2 separate regions of the Homo sapiens genome follow, and region 2 is linked to region 1. Evidence: read pairs that join two places in POLR2A ChIA-PET (ENCODE). Cell type or tissue: endothelial cell of umbilical vein. All regions are shown on one strand. Links, peaks and the distances in the headings refer to the core of each region. The heading gives the core; the rest is flanking DNA.

The links. Peaks named below come from ENCODE experiments on the same cell type or tissue, not always from the same donor. Only the 100,000 strongest peaks of a DNase experiment are listed, where the experiment ranks them.
Region 2: POLR2A ChIA-PET joins it to region 1 with 7 read pairs; 2 of 35 experiments call an interaction of 5 or more read pairs at or near these places.

Annotation. Positions count from the first base shown.
Region 1 is chr15:52,486,096-52,491,434 of GRCh38, reverse strand. All of the region lies in intron 1 of MYO5A (myosin VA), which reads left to right. Among named protein-coding and RNA genes, the nearest start is that of MYO5A, 40 kb to the left of the region's middle. In endothelial cell of umbilical vein, for the core only: no CTCF peak of the experiment used is centred there; no DNase peak of the experiment used is centred there; H3K27ac peaks cover 283 bases.
Region 2 is chr15:52,390,836-52,396,174 of GRCh38, reverse strand. MYO5A (myosin VA) reads left to right here. Exons shown (of 42, transcript NM_001382347.1): 12 at 4,105-4,245. Among named protein-coding and RNA genes, the nearest start is that of MYO5C, 98 kb to the right of the region's middle. RefSeq lists an enhancer at 3,419-4,095. In endothelial cell of umbilical vein, for the core only: no CTCF peak of the experiment used is centred there; no DNase peak of the experiment used is centred there.

The DNA.
Region 1 (5,339 bases), core at 1,196-3,695:
GGGTTTTCTTATTTTTTAAAGACTCTATAAAAACAAAATATTAATAGAAAACATCAGAACCCTACTAAAAATTGTAGACCCCCACATGCATTAATTTTCTATGCAATGAAATCCTTCAGTACCTTAGTAATGAAGTTCTAATTAATGAGTTACTTAAGTCCCTCTTAATTCAACTTGGTAGGAATAATCCAACAGCCAAGGCCCAATGTAGTTATCATCGTAGGTCATCTTTGGAGATGTGCCTTTTTTGAAACAGCTGGATGGTTGGGCGTTTAATAAATATTTAGAATGTAAATGTATACTTAAATTTAAAAAAATTAAATTGTAAAATACACATAACGTAAGTTAACCATCTTAACCATGTGTAAGTGTACAGGTCAGTAATGTTAAGTACATTCATATTGTTGTACAACCAGGCCAGGCATGGTGCTCACACCTATAATCCCAGCACTTTGAGAGGCTGGGGCAGGAGGATCCCTTGAGCGCAGGAGTTCAAGACCAGCTTAGGTAACATAGTGAGACCCCGTCTATACAAAAAATAAAAAAATTAGCTGGATGTGGTGGCTGCACCTCTAGTTATAGCTACTTGGGAGGCTGAGGTGGGAGGATTGCTTGAGCCCAGGAGTTTGAGGTTGCAGTGAGCTGTGATCATCACACCACTGCACTCCAGCCTCGGCAACAGAATGAGACCCTGTCTCAAACAACAACAACAACAACAACATATTGTTGTACAACCAATCTCTAAAACTCTTCATCTTGCAAAACTATATCCCTGTACCCATTAAACAATAACTCCCTATTCCCCACTCCCTCTAGTCCCTGGCAACCATTATTCTACTTTCTCTCCCTATGAATCTGACTACTCTAGGTACCCTATATAAGTGGAATCATATAGTATTTGTCTTTTCATGACTGGCTTATTTCATATGGCGTAATGTCCTCAAGGTTCATCCATGTCGTGACATCTTTCAGAATTTCCTCAAGGTTCATCCATGTCGTGACATCTTTCAGAATTTCCTTCTCTTTTGAGGCCAAATAATATTCTTTTGAGTAAATACACCACATTTTTGTTTAATCTATTCATCCATTGATGGACATGGGTTGCTTCCATCCTTTGGCTATTGTGAAGAATGCTGCTGTGAACATGGGTGTACAAGCATCTCTTTGAGACCTTGCTTTCAAATCTTTTGGATATATAACCAGAAGTGGGATTCCTCGGTTATATAGGAATTATATATTTAATTTTTTGAGGAACCACCATACTGTTTTCCGTACTGGCTGCACCATTTTACATTACCAGGGTGCAGAGGTTCTAATTTCTCCAGGGCACAATCGTTCTAATTTCTCCACATCCTGTCCAACTCTTGTTATTTTCTAGTTTTTTGATAGTAGGTATTCTAATAGGAGTGAAATGGTATCTCATTGTAGGCTTGATTTGCATTTCCCTAATGATTAATGATGTTCAGCATCTTTTCATGTGCCTATTGGCCATTTGTGTATCTTGTTTGGAGAAACGTCTATTCAAAGTCTTTGCTCATTTTAAAATCAGGTTGTTCATCATTGTTGCTGTTCAGCTGTAGAATTCTTTTATTTTTGTTTTAAATTTACTTAGAGACAGGTCTCACTATGTTGCCTAGGCTAGTCTTGAACTCCTGGGCTCAAGCAGTCCTCCTGCCTTGGCCTCCCAAAGTGCTGAGGTTACAGGTGTGAGCCACCATGCACAGCTGAGTTGTAGAATTCTTTATATATTCTGGGTATGAATCTTTTATCAGATATATGATTTGCAAATATTTCCTTTCATTATGTGGGTTTCCTTTTCACTCTGTTGATTGTGCCCTTTGATGCACAGAGGTTGGTTTTTTTTTTTTTTTTTAGACAAAGTCTTGCTCTGTCACCAGGCTGGAGTGCCCTGGCACGATCTTGGCTCACTGCAACCTCTGCCTCCTGGGTTCAAGCAGTTCTCCTGCCTCCGCCTCCCGAGTAGCTGGGACTACAGGTGCGTGCCACCACGCCCGGCTAATTTTTTGTATTTTTAGTAGAGACGGGGTTTCACTGTGTTAATCAGGATGGTCTTGATCTCCTGACCTCGTGATCCGCCCGCCCCGGCCTCCCAAAGTGCTGGGATTACAGGCATGAGCCACCGCGCCCAGCCGATGCAGAGAGGTTTTAAATTTATTTACCTTTTTCTTTTATTGCCTGTGCTCCTGGTGTCAGCTCCAAGAAATCAGTGCCAAATTCAGTATCATGAAGTTTTCCTCCTGTATTTTCTTCTAAGAGTCTTACAGTTTTAGCTCTTAACATTTAGGTCTTTGGTCCATTTTGAGTTAATTTTTCTATGTGGTATAAGGAAGGTTTATCTTCATTCTCTGCAGTTTTACTTTTACACTTTGGTCTAATGGTGCATGTACACGCCATGTAGAAGATAAGTTAAGGTTCTAAATTTAGTTATGCTATTGACAACTGCTTGCTGTGGAAATCTTGCTATAATGCCTCCTCCCATGGGCAGTTGTTACTGATTTATCTCATCTTTCCCCAGAGAGTTTTGCGTTTTAAGAAAGAGAAATTGTTAAATATTATTTGTTATTAAGTGTCATTTATACTTTTTAGTTTAGCTTTTTAAACTTTTTATTTTGAAAAGTTTTTGAAACATTCACAAAGTAAGGAGAAGAGTAAAACAAATCCCCCCAAGCCCGCAGCTTCAACAAATAACAGCCTTCTGCACATTTGCTTCATTTCTTCTTTTTCCCAACATTTTCTTCTTCTGAAAGATTTTAAGGCAAATCACAACCATTTTATTATTTCACTCATATGTTTAAGGTAAACATAGACATTTCTGATCAAATGTGTGTTATGTCAGAGTATGCCTTTCTATGTACTTTATGGTAGAGTTCTTGTATAATTAATTTTGTTGTTTTAAAGCCTAGGTCTAGGGACTAGCACCAGCAGCAGAATTTTGATATTTGTAATTGCTTTAGAGTTCACATATTTGCTTTATAGAATGTATTTGATCATGTGTACAACTAATGTGCTGCATATGCTTCAGAAATGCAGACCCCAATTATAGCTCTTTTGGGGAAATATGAACTGCTTTACAGCCCTCCACATTAAAATGTGGTTTCCAAGAATTCATTATTTACAGACATCAGCTACATATATTTACAAATGGCTCAGAATGAAAACTCACAGGAAAGATTACAAAAATAAGCTTCTCTGTCTTTTTTTTTTTTTAATCCTTCTCTGTCTTTTGAGTCCTGGTGAATACTATGCAACAAAAGCATTCACCTCATCCATAATTCTTTCAACCCCTTATGGGTTTTTTTTTCACCCTAGATAATTTAGTAAAGTTCAATAAAGTAAAGGAACTTTTTGCTACAGAAGTACTATGTAGAAGTTAAGAATTCACAAATACATGGCCATTGAAATGAGAGATAATCAGAGGCCTCACCCAGAATTAGAAAGCTTTCATCTTAGTGTTTATGTTGCTATTGTCAGGTACTGCTGGAGCCCAAAGAATGGGCTCTTGGTGGATAGGTCATCTCAGCAGACTGAAATAAAGCTGTCTGGGAATGTGGGGTAGGGATTGAGGGTAGTGAGTGAGGGGCATCAGGAACGCCGGCCGTACAAGTATGCTGGTTTCCTTAGTCAGCCAAGGATAATGCAAAATTGAAACCAGGAAATGTCATAGTGTAAAACTTTTTTTTTTTTTTTTTTGAGACAGAGTCTCGTTCTGTCATCTAGGCTGGAGTGCAGTGGCATGATCTTGGCTCACTGCAACCCCTGCCTCCTGGGTTCCAGTGATTCTCCTGCCTCAGCCTCCTGAGTAGCTGGGATTATAGGCACCTGTCACCATGCTCGGCTAATTTTTATATTTTTAGCAGAGACGGGGTTTCACCATGTGGTCCAAGCTGGTCTTGAACTCCTGACCTCAGGTGATCTACTTGCCTCGGCCTCCCAAAGTGTTGCGATTATAGTTGTGAGCCACCATACCCGGCCCTTATTTTTAATTTTTTTTTAATTTTTGGGACAGGGTCTGCTCTGTTGCCCAGGCTGGAGTTCAGTGGTGTGATCATGGCTCACTGCAGTCTTGACCTCCTGTCCTCAAGCAATCCTCCCACCTCAGCCCCCTGAGTAGCTGGAACTACGGGTGTGTGTCATCATGTGCAGCTAACTTTTTTATTTTTTGTAGAAACAAGGTTTCCCTATGTTGCCCAGGCTGGTCTCGAACTCCTGGACTCATGCGATCCTCCCACCCTGGCCTCCCAGAGTGTTGGCATTACAAGAGTGAGCTGCTGCTTCGGCCCTAGTACCCATTTTAGCACAGTGTTCCATACATCCCCCAGGAAATAATTTTGTGTCGTATGACCTATTTCTCCTCTTTGAAAGCTTCCAAATTTTTAGTATCAACGTAAAACTTGTATCACAGAGTCTTCTAAAAAGATATTTAAGAAGCATTTGTACATAACACAAATACTCATTCTTTTCTTAAGAAAGCCCATATCCCTTATGCTGACATTTCTAGCTCTGAGTGTTTCCTTCACCCGTGTGCCTATGACATGGGTGTGTCCTCGTGGGAATCTTCTATAGAGCCTCAGTTGTAAGCCTTTGATGATTCCAGTGGGCATGATGTGGTCAGGCAGGTGTACACCCTTGGCCTTTAGAATTGGCCGCACTCCTCTTTGCCTTTAGTGAAGCAACAAAGGAGAAAGTGTAATACTGCTCTCCTTTGTAACATAGTCTTTCTTTTTCTCTGCCTGTGTGTTATTTCCTTTCCTTTATTTCTCCTCTTTTTAAAGACTTTTACCTTAGTGACAACAATATTAAAACAAAAAATCCCCAAGAGTCTCTTGTTTTCAACTGGAAAAGTCTGATTTCTAGAATTTATTAATAAGTCTAATCTCTTTTAAAATGGGAAGAAAATAAAACTACTCATTTAAAAACACAGCCTCTCTGAGAAGGTAACATTTGAGCTGAGGTTTGAATAAGGAAGATACAGTGTAGTGGAGAGAGAATGAAAGTCGGGGCCAGACATTCTTTGGTCAAATCCTGGCTCCACCACTTAACTAGACATGTCATCTTGACCAAGCTACTTTGACTCACTCAACCTGAGTTTTTTCATCTGTAAAACTGAGGTAATAATGCTCAGCGATAGGGCTATTAGGATTAAAATGGACGTGGCTCTTTGACCTCCTTTTGACATGGATCAGGAAGAGACGCCTGGACATGGCAAACAGAGAACAGGCTCTGCTCTCATCCTCCTTGTTTCACCATCCCCCACCCCCAGCTTAACGCAGAACCTCGCTTGTAAGAGGGACTTGGTAAATACGTGTTGAATTGGAATT
Region 2 (5,339 bases), core at 1,841-4,340, 96 kb after region 1:
TACAACATTAGAAAAATGTTTTATGGGCCAGGTGGTATTCAAGGTTATCCTTGGATTGCAGTCTGATAATAACGAAAATTTGGGACAAATAGATTGAGAGAAGCAGGCAGTGTGTTAGGTAATTGCTTGGGAGTATGAAGCTTTAAGCCCAAGGATATCTTTCAGTTTGTTATTTTGAAGTTTATTGTATGTGGAATCATGACCATCTTAATGCTTACTTGCTATATTAGCAAGATGTCAGAACTAAAAAGCAGAATTTTACATATTCTCTTTTCAGCAGTCTGGGACATTCACTGGGACAATGGCAATGTGAATATTTTGAGTGGCTCTTGTGAAGTAGTAATATTAAATATCTTAGAGGAGTATTGTGGTTTTGGGAGATTCAGAGATGCTTAAAAATCAGGGGCAGCAGATTGTAATAGTGAAGGACACAGAGCCCAGAGGTGAACTGTGTGAGTTGGAATCCTACCCTGTGTCAGTTATCTAGGAGACCTTGGGCAAGTTAGTTGACCTCCCTGGGCCTTAGCTTCCTCATCTGTAAAATGGAGATAATAATAGTACCTTCTGTGTGTGGTTTTATGGATTAAATGAGTTGGAATATGTAAAGGGTCCATAATGTGCCAGGCACAGTTCTAAGTGCAAGAGTGGGAGTGATTCTTAGTGTTGATGAAAGAGGATATTAAAATGAGATGCCCATAGGAATTAGAAGATAGAGCTCAAGGGCAGGAAAGACACCCTTAATAAATCCTCATCTTGTAAAGAGAGAGGTCAAGTGGTATGGTTTGTAGTTGATGCACACAAACCAGATGTTTAAAGACACTGCAAGTTACAAATTTGGTTAAAAAACAAAAGAGGATCTAAAAATAGTAATATAGGGAGAATAGTGGAAGAGCGGGAAGGAGGTGTTGTATGTGAATTTAGCCTTGTTTGTGTCATAACGAAATCACTAGGTGTTTCATAGTGATAAATCAGAAGGTAGTTGATAAGCATACTCTTTAGAAATATGTAGGTAAATATCAGAAGAAATACCTAAGGGAATTAAAAATGGTTGCCTCCAGGGAGCGAGATTGGGGTTGGGGAGAGATGGGACAAGGAATTGCTACTTGTCATTATAAAACCTTTTAGACTGTTTGATTAAATATTCCATATACTTTGAAAAAACTTGAACCATCTTTATTTAGCAAATTAAGCTTCTTACCACAGTGAAATAATGTAGAAGTGATCTTAAAACTTTAGGCTTATGACTATTTCCATAATAAGATGACTACTAATATGATTTGCATCTCTGCATAAAGAACATTAATAAAAACTTATCAGAAACTAAACTGAGCATTATTGTTTCTCAAGGTGTTCCTGAGTTTCTTAATACTTTAGTTAATGCCACAGCCTTTCACTCTTTCCCATTGTGTTTCCACACAGAGTGACTGGAATGTAAGGAAGCAATGCCAGCCTCTTTAGGAACTGGCTAGTTTGTCTGTTTTTCAAGGGCCTCCTGTCTGCATGTGTGTTTTGGTCTCTTGCGTCTCTTCCTCTTTCCTGCTGTCTGTCTCTATCCACCTGTTTCTCCTTCTCTCTTCACATACCCCCTTACATTCTGCATCTTCGATTCTGCACAACTGCTCTGCCCCCTCTTCCTATCCAATGTCAGGTTCTTTCCTTCTAGTCTGTATACATCTTCTCCACCTCAAGCTTTCTCCTTTCTCACTCACTTTAAACTTCCTGTGAACCCAGCAGTGGTTGGAATGCTCTGCTCGTCCTCTTAACTTGCTTATCTCCCATTCATTTTGGCTTCTTTCAGTTTCAACTCCCACTACTAATTGCCTCATTATTTTCTTGTTTCCCAGTTCAAATACCTGAGAGAGAGAATCTGATTAACACTGTTCATTTTTTCATCAGAGGTCTCTAGCAGGAGACTGCCCTCATGTACCCACACTGGTTTAGTCAGCTGTGACTAGGAACGTGGGGTCTCACAGTATAAATAACTTGATTGCATAGGGCTGTTACCTGATCTGGGGATGTAGGTGGGGGCAGTCAGCATGAGAAATCCCGTGGTTGGCATGCTTAGTGTTTGAAGGCATTACTATATTGACCAAGAATCTCTTGCCATATTGAACTTCATGCCCATATTCTTTGACAGTTGAGCATCCCAAATTTTAAAGACCCCAGGAGCTTTTCCAAACTAGACATGGAGATGTGTGTGAGTAATATGCTCTATTTAATGTCTAGAGCAGTGTTTCTATTGTCAATATTGAGACTACATATAAATTAATGAAATTTTTAAAAACAGAGCACATTGTTTTGGAAGATACTCGTACCATCAGTCAGGGTGTCCTGCTGACATATGGTGCCCTATTTGCCTTCTCATTAATCAAAAGAACAGAAGAAATTTGCTTTCTTGTTAGCATGACATAAATATTCATATGGATGACTGTTTTTTGTTAAAGCTTATAATAGCTCGTTAGACTGTAAACACTGTAAATGAGGCCAGGCGCGGTGGCTCACGCCTGTAATTCCGGCACTTTGGGAGGCCGAGACAGGCAGATCATGAGGTCAGGAGATCGAGACTGTCCTGGCTAACACGGTGAAACCCCGTCTCTACTAAAAATATAAAAATTTAGCTGGGCATGGTGGCACACGCCTGTAGTCCCAGCTACTCAGGAGGCTGAATCAGGAGAATCGCTTGAACCCGGGAGGTGGAGGTTGCAGTGAGCCCAGACTGTGCCACTGCACTCCAGCCTGGGTGACAGAGCAAGACTCTGTCTCAAAAAAAAAAAGAAAAGAAAAAAAAAACACTGCAAATGAGCCAAGAGTGGCATTACAATAAGTACAGAATACAGTGGGAAAGTTCCAGACACATGAGGAGAGTATGCATTGGAAATCTTGTGGCACGTAAGTTTCACAGGGCATGGGGTCCTAGAAAATATGGGTCATTTGATCATCACCACGAAAGTCTTTTCTTCCCACAAAAATAGCAAGATTTGTGAAAGAACCAAAGGAGACAAAAGAGATAAGTAAAGGAAGGCAGAAACTCCCCAAGAATGAGTAGCAGTCATTAGCATCTGTAGAGACTAGAAGTGGTGGTGTCAGCTGCATTGGCTGGGCAGTGGCTGGGCAGCACCCTGAAACAGGAGCTGTGGCAGTGATTGGATTGCCCTTCCCACCCGGACTAGCTTGGCTGCCATTCATCTTTAGAGACTAAATCACACAGCCCTCCTCAGGGAAGCCTCCCCTGACCAGCCTGTGTCCAAACTAGATGAGGACTCTTGCTCTTATAGTTCACGTTATTTTCCTTTGTAATACTACTACAGCTTGTGATTATATTCCTTATGGTTATTTGGTTTCTGTCCGCTTCTTCCACTTGTCTCCAAGCTCCATGAGGGCAACATCCACATCGGTGTTGTTGCCCATGTGCAGTGACTGGCACATGGTAGACAGTTAATACATATTTTTATGTGAATGGAGATGAGAAGCAATGGTGAGGACAGTGGCTGAAGGCTTCATCGGAAATAGCAATGGACTAGCAGTTGCAGTTGCTAACAGAATTTAATGTGGAAACCAGAAAAGTGAGTCGTAGACTCCATGACTATCACAGATAATCAGGGCAGTCAGGAGAAAGACCAGTCATTAACTAATTCTGAGCCACGTGAACTTCAGCACCACAGTCCCTTAGGAGAAGTACTTTGTTATGCTGAAAGCATTGCCCAGCATGATTCAGTAGCCTGGAGGGCATCAACATAGTTGTTAAATGCCAGCTAAGGCATTCCTGTGTCCCATGTTGTTAGCAGCACTCTACGATAACTTAAGAAGCCAAAAGTACATAGTGCAGTTTTGAAAATATACATAATCAAAAGATCACAAAGATTGCTACATTGATCAGCTATTTAAAATATTTATATACCTAGATTTACTTGTTTACCAAGAATCCTACGTAGCTGAGGTTTTCCTGTTGTTTTATTTGCTTTCTCTGTGTGTAAATCATGCTTCTCCCGTGAGGTTGTTGTTGTTGAAAGCCACAGATTATCTCAAATTATGTTGGTATCATCTTGACTACATTCTTTGTTACAATGATCCAGTAATGACTGCTTTTTTTCTTTTTCATTTCAGCATGTCTTCAAATTGGAGCAAGAAGAATATATGAAGGAACAAATTCCATGGACACTCATAGATTTTTATGATAATCAGCCTTGTATTAATCTTATAGAATCAAAACTAGGCATTCTAGATTTACTGGATGAGGAATGCAAGGTAAGTATGATTTCCTGGGGTACTTGGTTTATCAAAATAGATGTATCAAGGTCAGAAGATAAGTGGGTTCAAGGAGAGATTCATTAGTATATCATGGAATGCCGTCGTGGTGACAAGTAGGGGTTATGCTTTCATTCCAAAGGGACACTAGACCCCAAGGGTTCTAATTACAAGTGAAACTAGGAGAATTTCCCTCCTCTTTTCAGCTGATTCTAAATTACATGAAAAATTGACGTTAGATACTAACAATTTTAGCCACTTTTGTTATTAATTTGTTTAGTACTTTTTGGTCAGCGATAGAATTTAAAGAAATGCAAGAAACTGTGCAGAAGATATTTTGAATAACAGTTCTAAATAGTTATAATTGTAAAACTAACTAGTTGTTCCTTATTACTGACATATTTGAGAGGGATGGAGTTGTATCTTTAATATTTAAAGATGCACCATGTTGGAAAAAAGCATTAGATCCCCAGCTTTACCACTGAGTGATCGTAGGCAAACCTATTCTTTCGCTTTATTTCTCTTTAGTTTATATGCAGTAAGTTACATTTTAGCACAGGTGTACCCTCCTAAGCATCCAGACTTCCTACAACATTGAGGATGCATGTGATGAAAAGGTTCTCAGCCTCACTTGAGATTTTAAAAAATGCAAACCAAAGCAAAAATGGTACACCGCTCTTGACCCATCCAGTAGGCAAATTTAAACTCGATAATTTTCATTTGATAATACTAAATGAATATTGCATATATACTCATGATGAAAAGCATGAATTCATTCAACATACTTTATAGGATATTTGACAACATTTATCATAATTTTAACTACATACCCTTGACCCAGGAATGGAACTGCTGGGAATTCCACCTTTGATTATACTTGCAAAAGTATCCAAGGTATATACATATAAGAAGAAAACTGTGGCAGTTGTCATAGTAATAACAAAAAAATCAGTAACAACCTAGTAGCCATAAATAATGCAGAGAATACTACTGTTGCAAAGCTGAAAAAAATGCAATGAGTGTGTAGAATTATCCTATTCACATACATGCCTTCAAAGAGAGTTAAAGAAGGCCGGGCATGATGGGCTTATATC